2 separate regions of the Homo sapiens genome follow, and region 1 is linked to region 2. Evidence: read pairs that join two places in POLR2A ChIA-PET (ENCODE). Cell type or tissue: A673. All regions are shown on one strand. Region 1 overlaps SOX6 (SRY-box transcription factor 6). Region 2 overlaps SOX6 (SRY-box transcription factor 6).

The links. ChIA-PET counts read pairs that join two places held together with the same protein. Peaks named below come from ENCODE experiments on the same cell type or tissue, not always from the same donor. Only the 100,000 strongest peaks of a DNase experiment are listed, where the experiment ranks them.
Region 1: POLR2A ChIA-PET joins it to region 2 with 6 read pairs; 2 of 35 experiments call an interaction of 5 or more read pairs at or near these places.

What each region holds. Positions count from the first base shown.
Region 1 is chr11:16,264,784-16,269,783 of GRCh38, reverse strand. The region is part of intron 3 of SOX6 (SRY-box transcription factor 6); the gene reads left to right. Among named protein-coding and RNA genes, the nearest start is that of SOX6, 89 kb to the left of the region's middle. In A673, no CTCF peak of the experiment used is centred here; no DNase peak of the experiment used is centred here; H3K4me3 peaks cover 243 bases.
Region 2 is chr11:16,177,850-16,182,849 of GRCh38, reverse strand. All of the region lies in intron 6 of SOX6 (SRY-box transcription factor 6), which reads left to right. Among named protein-coding and RNA genes, the nearest start is that of SOX6, 180 kb to the left of the region's middle. RefSeq lists a cis regulatory region at 3,952 and enhancers at 3,880-4,024, 4,993-5,000. In A673, no CTCF peak of the experiment used is centred here; DNase peaks (open chromatin) are centred at 3,059 and 4,309; H3K4me3 peaks cover 403 bases; H3K27ac peaks cover 1,370 bases.

The DNA of each region.
Region 1 (5,000 bases), 87 kb before region 2:
TATACAACAATTAATAGCTTTTGTAGAAAATAGCACAGCCAATTAGAGGATATAATTAATGGTAGAAAAAACACCATTTGCCGTAGCAACAAAGAAGATTAAATATTTAGGAGTAAACTTAAAAGAAAATATACAAATTTCATATGAGGAAAGCTTTAAAATAATCCTAAAAGACACAGTAGTACATCTGAACAAATAAAACGACATCCCCTTTTGGTGGATAGGGCAACTCAACATCATGAAGAAGTTAGTTATTTATAAGTTAATTTATAATTTTTAAATTTTTATAAATTTATAATTTATAAATGTAACACATTCCCCGAAGTTTTTATGATGAGGCTAGTCAAGTTGATACTAAAGTTCATATGGATAAACAAACATGCAAGAATAGTGAGGAATATACTTAAAAAGAAAATTACAAATGCAGGGGGTATGAGAATAGTCCTAATAGACATTAAAGCAAACTATAAAGTCTGTAATTAAAACTATGGAGTACAGTAATGGCAAATGAATAAACAAGGAGAATAAAGTCCATAATTAAACCCAAATATGTGTGGAAGTTTAGTATATAATGAAGTTAGCATTTCAAATCACTAGGGCATAGATAAACTTTTTAATATATGGTATAGCCATATATTAAATTCAAATGCGGTAGCCATTTAAAAAAGATAACGTTAGATCTATACTTAATACTATAGAAAAGAATAAACTCCAAAATGATCAGAGATCTAAGGGTTAAAAAAAAAAGCAATATATTGCAAGAAAACATAGGTGAATTTCTCTTGAATGAAAGGCCTTATGACTCAGAATCCAGAGATAATAAAGGAAAAGCATGCTAGATTTGAATACATACAAATAAAAGTATTTGCATGTTAAAAAGATCATAAGTAAAACCAAAACAAAACCTACAAATTGAGAGAAAATATTTGTCCATATATAAAAAATAAAGGACTAATATTCCTAATATATAAAGAACTCTGGAATTTCTGAAAATTTGAGGGAAATAAGGACAAAAAAATCTCAAAACAAAGAGAAAAGGACATGGATAGACAATTCAAAAAACAAATGTAAAAATGGCCCTATGTAGCCTATGAAGAGATACTATTTTCAATTATTGAAGCGATACGACTGTCAGATATTAAGAAAGGGGTGTTGAATTATCTGACTTACAATTGTGAATTTGTCATTTCTTCTTGTAGTTATATCAGTTTGTGATACGTATATTTTGAAGCTCTGTTACTAGGTGCATAAACAATTAGAATGACCGTCTTCTCTATCGTATCATCATATATCATATCATATCATATACTTTGCCATTATGAAATGATCCTCTTTATCCCTGATAATAGTTTTTGCTCTAAACTCTACTTTGATATTTATATAGCAACATAGTCTTATCAAGGTATATATGAGTTTTGCTTTTTATCCAGCTTGACTATCTCTAACTTTTTAATGTTATGTATTGACAAATTATAGTTGTATGTATTTATGGGGTACATGATGATATGATGATTTTTGAAAATGATGTGGAGTGATTAAACTAACCTATTCATCATGTCAAATATTTGACATTTTTGTGACAAAAACATTCGTGATTTACTCTCTTAGTGATATTGAAATGTGCAGTACTCAATTACTAGCTATATTCACCATGCTATACAATATGTCTAAAAAAAACACTTATTTTTCTTATCTAACTGTGGCTTTGTAGCCATTGATTGCCATCTCTCCATTTCCCCATACCCTAGACTCTGGTAACCACCATTCTACTCTCTCCTTCTGTGAGTTGAGTTGTTTTAAATTCCACATATAAGTGAAAATGTGGTATTTGTCTTTCTGTGTTTGGCTTATTTGACTTAGCATGATGTTCTCCAATTCCATCCATGTTATTGCAAATGACATCTTTCTTCCTTTATTAAGGCTGAATAGTATTCTTTTGTGTACATATGCCACATTTTCTTTATCCATTCATCCATTGATGGACACTTAGCTTGATATTCCATAACTTGGCTATTGTGAATAGTGCTGCAGTGAACATAGGCATGCAGACATCTCTTTGACATACTGATTTTAAATCGTTCAGGTAAATTCCCAGAAATGGAATTGCTGGATTATATGTTAATTATATTTTTAGGTTTTTCAGGAACCTGCATACAGTTTTTCATAATGGCTATACTAACTTACATACCCACTAACAGTATACAAAAATTCCCTTTTCTCCACATCCTTGCCAACACTGGTTATCTTTGGTCCTTTTTATACTAGCTATTCTAAACAGGTGTGCAATGATATCTCCATATGATTTTGATTTGCATCTCCCTTGTGATTAATGATTTCAAGCTTTGTAAATGTATTTCTTAGCCACTTATACGCCTTCTTTTGAGAAATGTGTATTCAGGCCTTTTGTCTATTTCTTAATCAAATTATTTGTTTTTCTTTTATAAAGTTGTTTGACTTCTTTATATATTTTGGACGTTAATCCCTTATCAGATGTATGGCTTGTAAATATTTTTTCCCAATTTGTAGATTGTCTTCACTCTGTTAATTGTTTCATTTGTTGTGCAGAAGTTTTTTTTTAATTTTAACGTAATCCCATTTGTCTATTTTTGCTTTTGCTGCCTGCATTTTTGGAATGAAATCTAAAAAATCATTGCCCAGACAAGTGTTGTATAGTTTTTCCTCTATGTTTTCTTCTAGGAGTTTTATAGTTTCAAGTTTATGTTTAAATCTTTAATCTATTTTGAGTTGATTTTGTATGTGGTATAAAATAAGAGTGAGTTTCATTCTTTTACATACGGGTTATCCAGTTTTCCCAGCTCCATCTATTGAAGAGACTGCCATGTATATTTAATTGGGATTATCTGTGTGAGCTTTGATATGGTTGTATTTAAGTCTATCATTTTGCTCATGTTTTTTATATGCATGATACAGTCTGTTATTTTTCTTTCTTTTGATTTTTAAAATAATACCATGTATATTTTTTGCTGGTTTATTAGCTATGACTTTCTGTTGCATTATTTTGGTGATTGCCTTGGAGTTTAATTGTATACATCTTCAACTTACAGTCCACCTTCAAGAGATGTTCATAGTATTTACACTATAGTACAATAAACGTATACTTTAATTTCTCTTCCAGATTTTATTATTGTTGTTATACATTTGGATTCTACTTATCTTATAAATCTTAAAATACATTGATATTCTTTTTGCTCTAAACAGCAAATTATCATTAAATAATATTTAAATAAAAAGAAAAAATTAAATATACACCCATGTTATTGTTATTTCTGTTACTCTTAATTCCTTTTTGTAGATACAGATCTCCTTCAATATAATTTTTTTGCTTGATGGATTTCCTTTAATATTCCTTACAGTCCAGATCTGCTGGTGATAAATTCTATCAGCTTTTATGTGTCTAAAATTTTTTATTTCATCTTTTTGTTTGAAAGATATTTTTGCTGGATATAGAATTCTAGGTAGAGTTTTATTTTTTATTTTAGTACTTAAAAATGTTGCACAATTGTCTTCTGGCCTGAGTTGTTTTCAATGAGGAATCAGCTGTCACATGATTTTAGTTCCTCTACAATAACCTGCCTTTTTGGGGGATTACTTTTCAGAATTTTCTCTTTAATTCACTGGTTCTAAGCAAGTTAATTATGATGTACCTTTGTGTAGTTTTCTTCATATTTCTTGTGCTTGGTTTGAATTTAAAGATTTATAGTTTTCATCAAATTTGAAGAAATTTCAGCCATTATATTTTCAATATTTTTTCTTCCTCTCTCCTTATATTTGAGGACTCTAGTTATGCATATATTAGACCACTTGATATTGTCTCACAGCTTACTGATGCTCTGTTCATTTTTTTTTACATTTTCTGTCTGCATTTCATTTTAGATAGTTTCTACTGCTATGTCAACAAGATTACTAATTTTTTCTGCAATATTTAATTGGACATTTGATTTATTCAGTATGTTTTTCATTTCAGACATTTTGGTTTTTAGCTCTAGACATTTGATTAAAATAATTTTTTGTTTACATGTGTTTCATACCTCCATTTAACCTTTTACATCTTTCTACTAGCTTAGCAAACATGTAAAAAATATAGTTTTAATAACTCTTTTAATGTCTTTGTTAATTTTAATATCTCTGTCATCGTTAGTTCAGTTTCATTTGATTGATAGTTCTCCTCATTAGGGTCATATTTTCCTGCTTCTCTGCACACCTGATTTTTAAAAAGTTGAATACTAGCCATGGTGAATTTTACCTTGTTGGATATTCCTATAAATATTCTTAGGCTTTGTCTTGGGATGCTTTAAGTTTCTTGGAAACAGTTTGATCCTTTAGGGTATTGTTTTTAAGTTTCCAAGCAGGATAAGGCAGGATTTATCTAGTCTAATGCTAGTTTTACCCCACAACTGAGGCTTCTAAAAGCCCTTCTGAATTTTCTGTGTGATGCACCAAATCATGACTATTTCCACGTTGGCTAGTGAAGATAGGACTATTCCCAGGCCTTTATGAGCAGCTGGGATGGGTCTCTCTAATCCTTTCAGACAATTCTTTTTCTGGCTTCATGAGTTTTCTCACATGCATCTGGCCGTCGTACTCAGTAGAGCACTCAAGGGACCCCTCTGCAGATCTCTGGATTCCTTTCTCTGAAGCTTGTCATTCTTCAGTACTGTGCCATGTAATTTCTAGCCACCTAAGTCTTTTTGAACTTTTAGTTCAATCTCTTGACTCTGGAAAATAGGCTTTACCTGAGTTCTTCTGCCTTGTACTGTAGCCTGGAAACTCTCTCCAGGCAGTAAGCTGGGAAAATGGTAGGGCTCACTCATTTGTTTACTCTCTCTCAAGGGATACTGCTCTTTGTTGCTTGATGAGCAATCTTGAAACCTTATTTCTCAAAGTTTTTTAAGCTTCTTTTTTTTTTTTTTTTGCAGGAGGGTAAATTCAGCCTCCGTCTTGGCTAGAAGTGGGTAATCCAAGTAATGCAAATTAAAACT
Region 2 (5,000 bases):
AGGATTTTACCTTCGATCCTTGCTTCATTTTGTTAATCATACTCAGTGTTCCAGGTAGTTACTGCACTTAAAGTACTAATTTGGTATCTGAAGCAGTCCCTTTACCTAATTGGCATTTTGTCCAGCTATTTTCAGTAGGAGATCTTAGCCAACTTTTTTGTTGGTTTTTGTCGTATTCAGTATTCCATATTCAAGTACACATGTTGCAAAATAAAAAGTCCAAATATAGATGAGTTGTAATGTCTGGCATTTTTGACAGTCAGCCTTTACAATTAAATCTTGGAATAATTTCTCATCCTGATATCTCTTTTATGACTCATGCTGAGACCCTTAATTAAATAACTGTCCAGGTGTTCCCTTGTTCTGCCCTTATTAGAATTTTCAGTGTAGCTCCTACTGCTCAGGTCAAGATTTTTAGCCTGTGGCTTCCTACATTTTTCTGTAGATCCCTCTGTAGGAACTCAGTAGGTGTTAAATAACATGATCGTTTAGTTCTCTCTGTTTCTCCTATTTGTAAAGCAGGAATGGAGGAAGTTCCCTGAGGTGTTCTTATATCAGTTAATTATTGTTTTTACTACTGCTTTATAACTTACTTGTTTATTCTTTTCTAATATATTTTACTTCTTAGTCCAGTGCTGTTTATACTGACTGGTTGTCTTCACTGATGTTTTCCTGTGGCACTGAGAACTCCAGGTGAACAGCAACCAAATCAGTTCAGAATATTTTAATGAAATATTTTTAGTGTGTATTACTTATATATGATTGTGTAGTATAAATTGACTACATCTTTTTCAGAAAACTACAGAACATGATCTTAAAATATTCATTGGAATGAACATTTGGAAACATCAATTTGAAAAGATAGGAGTAATGTTTTTCAAGTTTTCTAATAGAAGTTTGATTGCTTTTAAAATGTGTGGATATTTCTTGTTGTTTAATTTTTTAATTTAAGCTAATCAGCACTTGAACTTAGCAGTATAAATTATAAAATAAAGATAGTCAATGTCAGAGTTACATTCACTTTAGAAATATAAGATTCTTTGTAATAAGAACTCAAATTTTTTAAAAAATAAGAGAAAGCAATAAGACCTGTATTTATAGTTCATTCTGTCCTGAGCTACTGCTTTATGGCATATCTTGTCAGTATTTACCTTCTACATGTGAGACCATTCAAAAAATTTTTCAAATGCTGAAAAACACGTACTCCTTACACAAAATCACAAAATGTATTCATCTCTGAGACTTACAAAACAGGTATTTGACATTCAGACTTTCTTTTTTTTTTTTTTTGGAAGGGGAAAGGGTAACTATATTTTCAAATATGGCTTTTGAAATTTAATCAAATTTAAGAGAGAGATTATTGTTGGATTAATTTTAAATGCTTTCTGAGCAAAATATGAGACTTGAGGGATGCTTCAAACATTTTTTTTCTATCAAAAAAAGAAACACTTTCTCATTTGAACCCAAAACAGAACAAAGGATAAAACAAAATTATTAAAGGTGAATTAAAGATTATTAAATATATTAAAAATGAAACTTAACTTCTCTTTCAAAAGCAAATGATGAATACAGAGACAATTTGAGCAAGTTTGACACTTTTTTTTTCTTTTTATATCTTGAGTCCTAGAACCTATTAGCTTACATGGTCAGCAAGATTAAATCATGGCAACTGGCTATGGGTCATGAGTATGAGGTGGTTGCATTCAAAATCGTTCCTCTAGTTTAGAATGCTGTCTTCTGAAATAGTACTGTTTTTTTCCCCCCAATTTGCAAGCTTTAATAGAAACAAAGGGAAGAGTGCCTAACCTCTTGTAACAACCCCACACAGACACATCTGGGTCTATTATAATGGAAACAAATGAAAATGAATGAATGGCTTCCACAAATTGAAAAACAGGATTTTTCATTAGAAATAGGAAAAGGCATGATTAAGATAGTATTGTAAAAGTTCCCATGTTTATTTTATTTGCAATTATTCAGAACTTATATGTGCAGTTAAGAACAATTTTATTTATATGTCTTCCTTGAATATATTTTTTAACATTATTTTGCCTTCGTAAATTCTAACTAAACTTTTAAATAGATTCTTCTAAAGCCAAGTAAACCGTGTTGGAAAAGTAAGATGTATGATTTTGTGAACTGTTTTTATAGTTTTGATGAGTCCATTTTTACCTTTTAATAAATCAGGATAATAATTATAAATGATTATTAAAATATCACTTTAATATTAGGTCTTTTCGGAGAATGTTTGCTTTGTAAATTCAGATCCCTCTGTGCTTTGGGGAAAATGATGATTTCTCTAATTTTTTACATGTGAAGTAATTCTCCTGATATGGAGCCCAGGAAAAAAATAGATATTTTTGATATTTCCAGGACAGAAATAGCATATTTTTTACCAAGTCTATGGAAAGCAAAACTAATAGGTCATGGAATATGGATCTTTGGAGTTGGGAATATTGATTCATAGGCTGTAATTTCAAAGGAAAGATAACTGCTTCAGTAATTTCATCCTCCCCCTCCCACTCATTGAACTGTAGTATCTTAGCTAATATTTCGAAGCATTTTACTTCTGAGTTATGCTAACTGGTAAACAGAATTCACTTTTAATTAATTTGACAGTTGTAAACAGATCAAAGCATGTTTACAGTATTTTAATCAATGATTAAATATAAGACAATTCTAGGCAAAACAGAAAATATTTTATAAATCCTCATTTCTTGATTTTTTTCACATATTTATTCATCTAACCTCATTTGACCAGGCCATGGTTTTGAATCTGGAGATTTTTTTTATGGATCCAATATACCACATTCTTTGGTTTCTATAGCACATCAATAGGAACACATTTAACGATGGAATTTTGCAACTAGAACTGAGTCTTTGCAAAAGAATTCAGCTCATTAAAATATCTCTGTGAGAAACTTCCTTTTCCAGGGATGAATAGTATTATCCAATTATTTGTGTCTCTTCAGACTCCAATTTTAGAGTTATTCAAGTGGCTTATATTGTGAGCTATATAGGCAGTGTCCTCTCCTCACATAACTAACTAAACAACGATCTCTTAAGAATGGACTGGCTGGATGGGGTTTTATTTAGGCATTTGGCTTTCTGGGCAAGGGCCAATGATTTAGTCAATTCATACACATGTGTCTTTTTTGGGTAAAATCGTGAGACTTGAAATTTTTAGTGCCTTGTTTTCTTTATGATTAATGTGCAATATTCATTGCCCTCCCCTCATCATTTAACATATGCATTAGATGGCAAACTTTATTTGTAGAAGGCCTGAACTAAATGCCATTGCTGCGTCTTTGCAAATATTCTTTGTCTTATCTGAAAACTTTTTCTTTTAAATGTTGAAATACATATTGCTTATTTTCTTTTACCCAAACCAGTGTTCATTACTTCACTGAAGTTGTACTCTGTTCTTAAGCATATATGATTATCTTTCATATACAGTGTTTTTAATTTTGATTATAATATATTCCTGTGTGCTATTTATATATTTTGTGAGTCTGTATGTTTCCCACGTGGTAGAGCATCATTAAATGTGTGTTATCCTTTCTTCCTTTTTGGTAACCAGAAAGATGCTAATATTATCAGCAAGGAAGTGATTGTCCTTAAACAATTAAACATAATAACTTGAGATGTCCTCTCACCTTTTAAGGAGATAGACCTTACCTTTTGTTTCCTTCAATATGATTAACTACAGGCATTTCAGGTATCTGCTGAGCAGAATAAAGGACTACCTTTTTATGTGAAGTAGTTGTCTAAAGATCAGAAATAATTGCTTTGTACATTAGCCTTCATGACCTGCTTGACCTAGTTAATTAATTTTTTGCTAGCATAATAATAATAGATATATATTGGAGATATGTTTCATCATTAAGTATCTAATTGACCTCTAATTTTAAGAGCTGCACCTTCCATTTATTGTCTTTTGGAAATGGCTGGAGCACCCAACAGAAAAACCGAGGACAGTCAGAAGCTGACTTCAATCCCACATAGTCCCTCTGTCTTAGGTTGTATTTCTTTGTTATTTGTATTTATCATTGATGAACAAAATGCAATTACAGTGCTCCTGTTTTGGCTCTGGCAAATAGTCGTTTTTTGTATGTTATTGATCAGGTAATGGATCTCCTTCCAACTTTCTCTGAAAAGGACTAAATAAACCTATTGAAAGTAATTTGATACTTCTATTGGCACTGTACATACATATGATACTCCCTTGCAAAGAAATGAGGGGTATAAACAAAGCTTAGAAGTCTAGGATTAGCCCCTAGCTTCCGCAAGCCCTTAAAATATTTTGTAATTCTATCTTCAATCATGAATTAGCCAGGAAAAACAGACCCTCTTTCCTCTCTCTATGTCTCTGCTGTATGCTGTTTTTAATTGCCCACAGGCAGGCTGTTGTGATCTTTGGATGTTTAAAACCAAGATAAAAATGCAAATCTAATTATTTCTTTTATGTAATCTAATTAACTTTAAAAGTCATGATAGATGCTCTATAGTCTGCTTCAAACATTTTAATAATAAAGTTTCTGGGTTATAAAGAATAGGTAAAGCTGCTATAATTATGACTAGCAAGGGCTATAACAGCAAAAATTACAAATTCTTGTTGTGAACTAAAACTACACTTTAGTTTTTCCACATTAGTCATGCTAGACTGTTTGTTATAGTTGGAATGCGCCTAAAAATAAGAGAACTGACCAGATCCCAAGAGCTACTCAATGGAATCAGCTAGTTACCTGTTTTTCCGAGTGTGGCCTTATGGCAAAGATCTCATTCAGCATACCAAAACCTGAAGGTGAATCTCAAAGCTTTTTCTGCGCTATCCTTCAGTTACTTCAGTCTCTACACAACCCGCCCTTCTCTATCTGTGCTTATCTCTTAGACTGCACTGTACTCCCCAGCTCTCTCCCAAACCAGTGGTACTAAAAATTCAGGGAAACCAGTCTCTGCTTCTTTCCGGAATTAAAGTGGAAGAGTGCCTTACCTCTTCA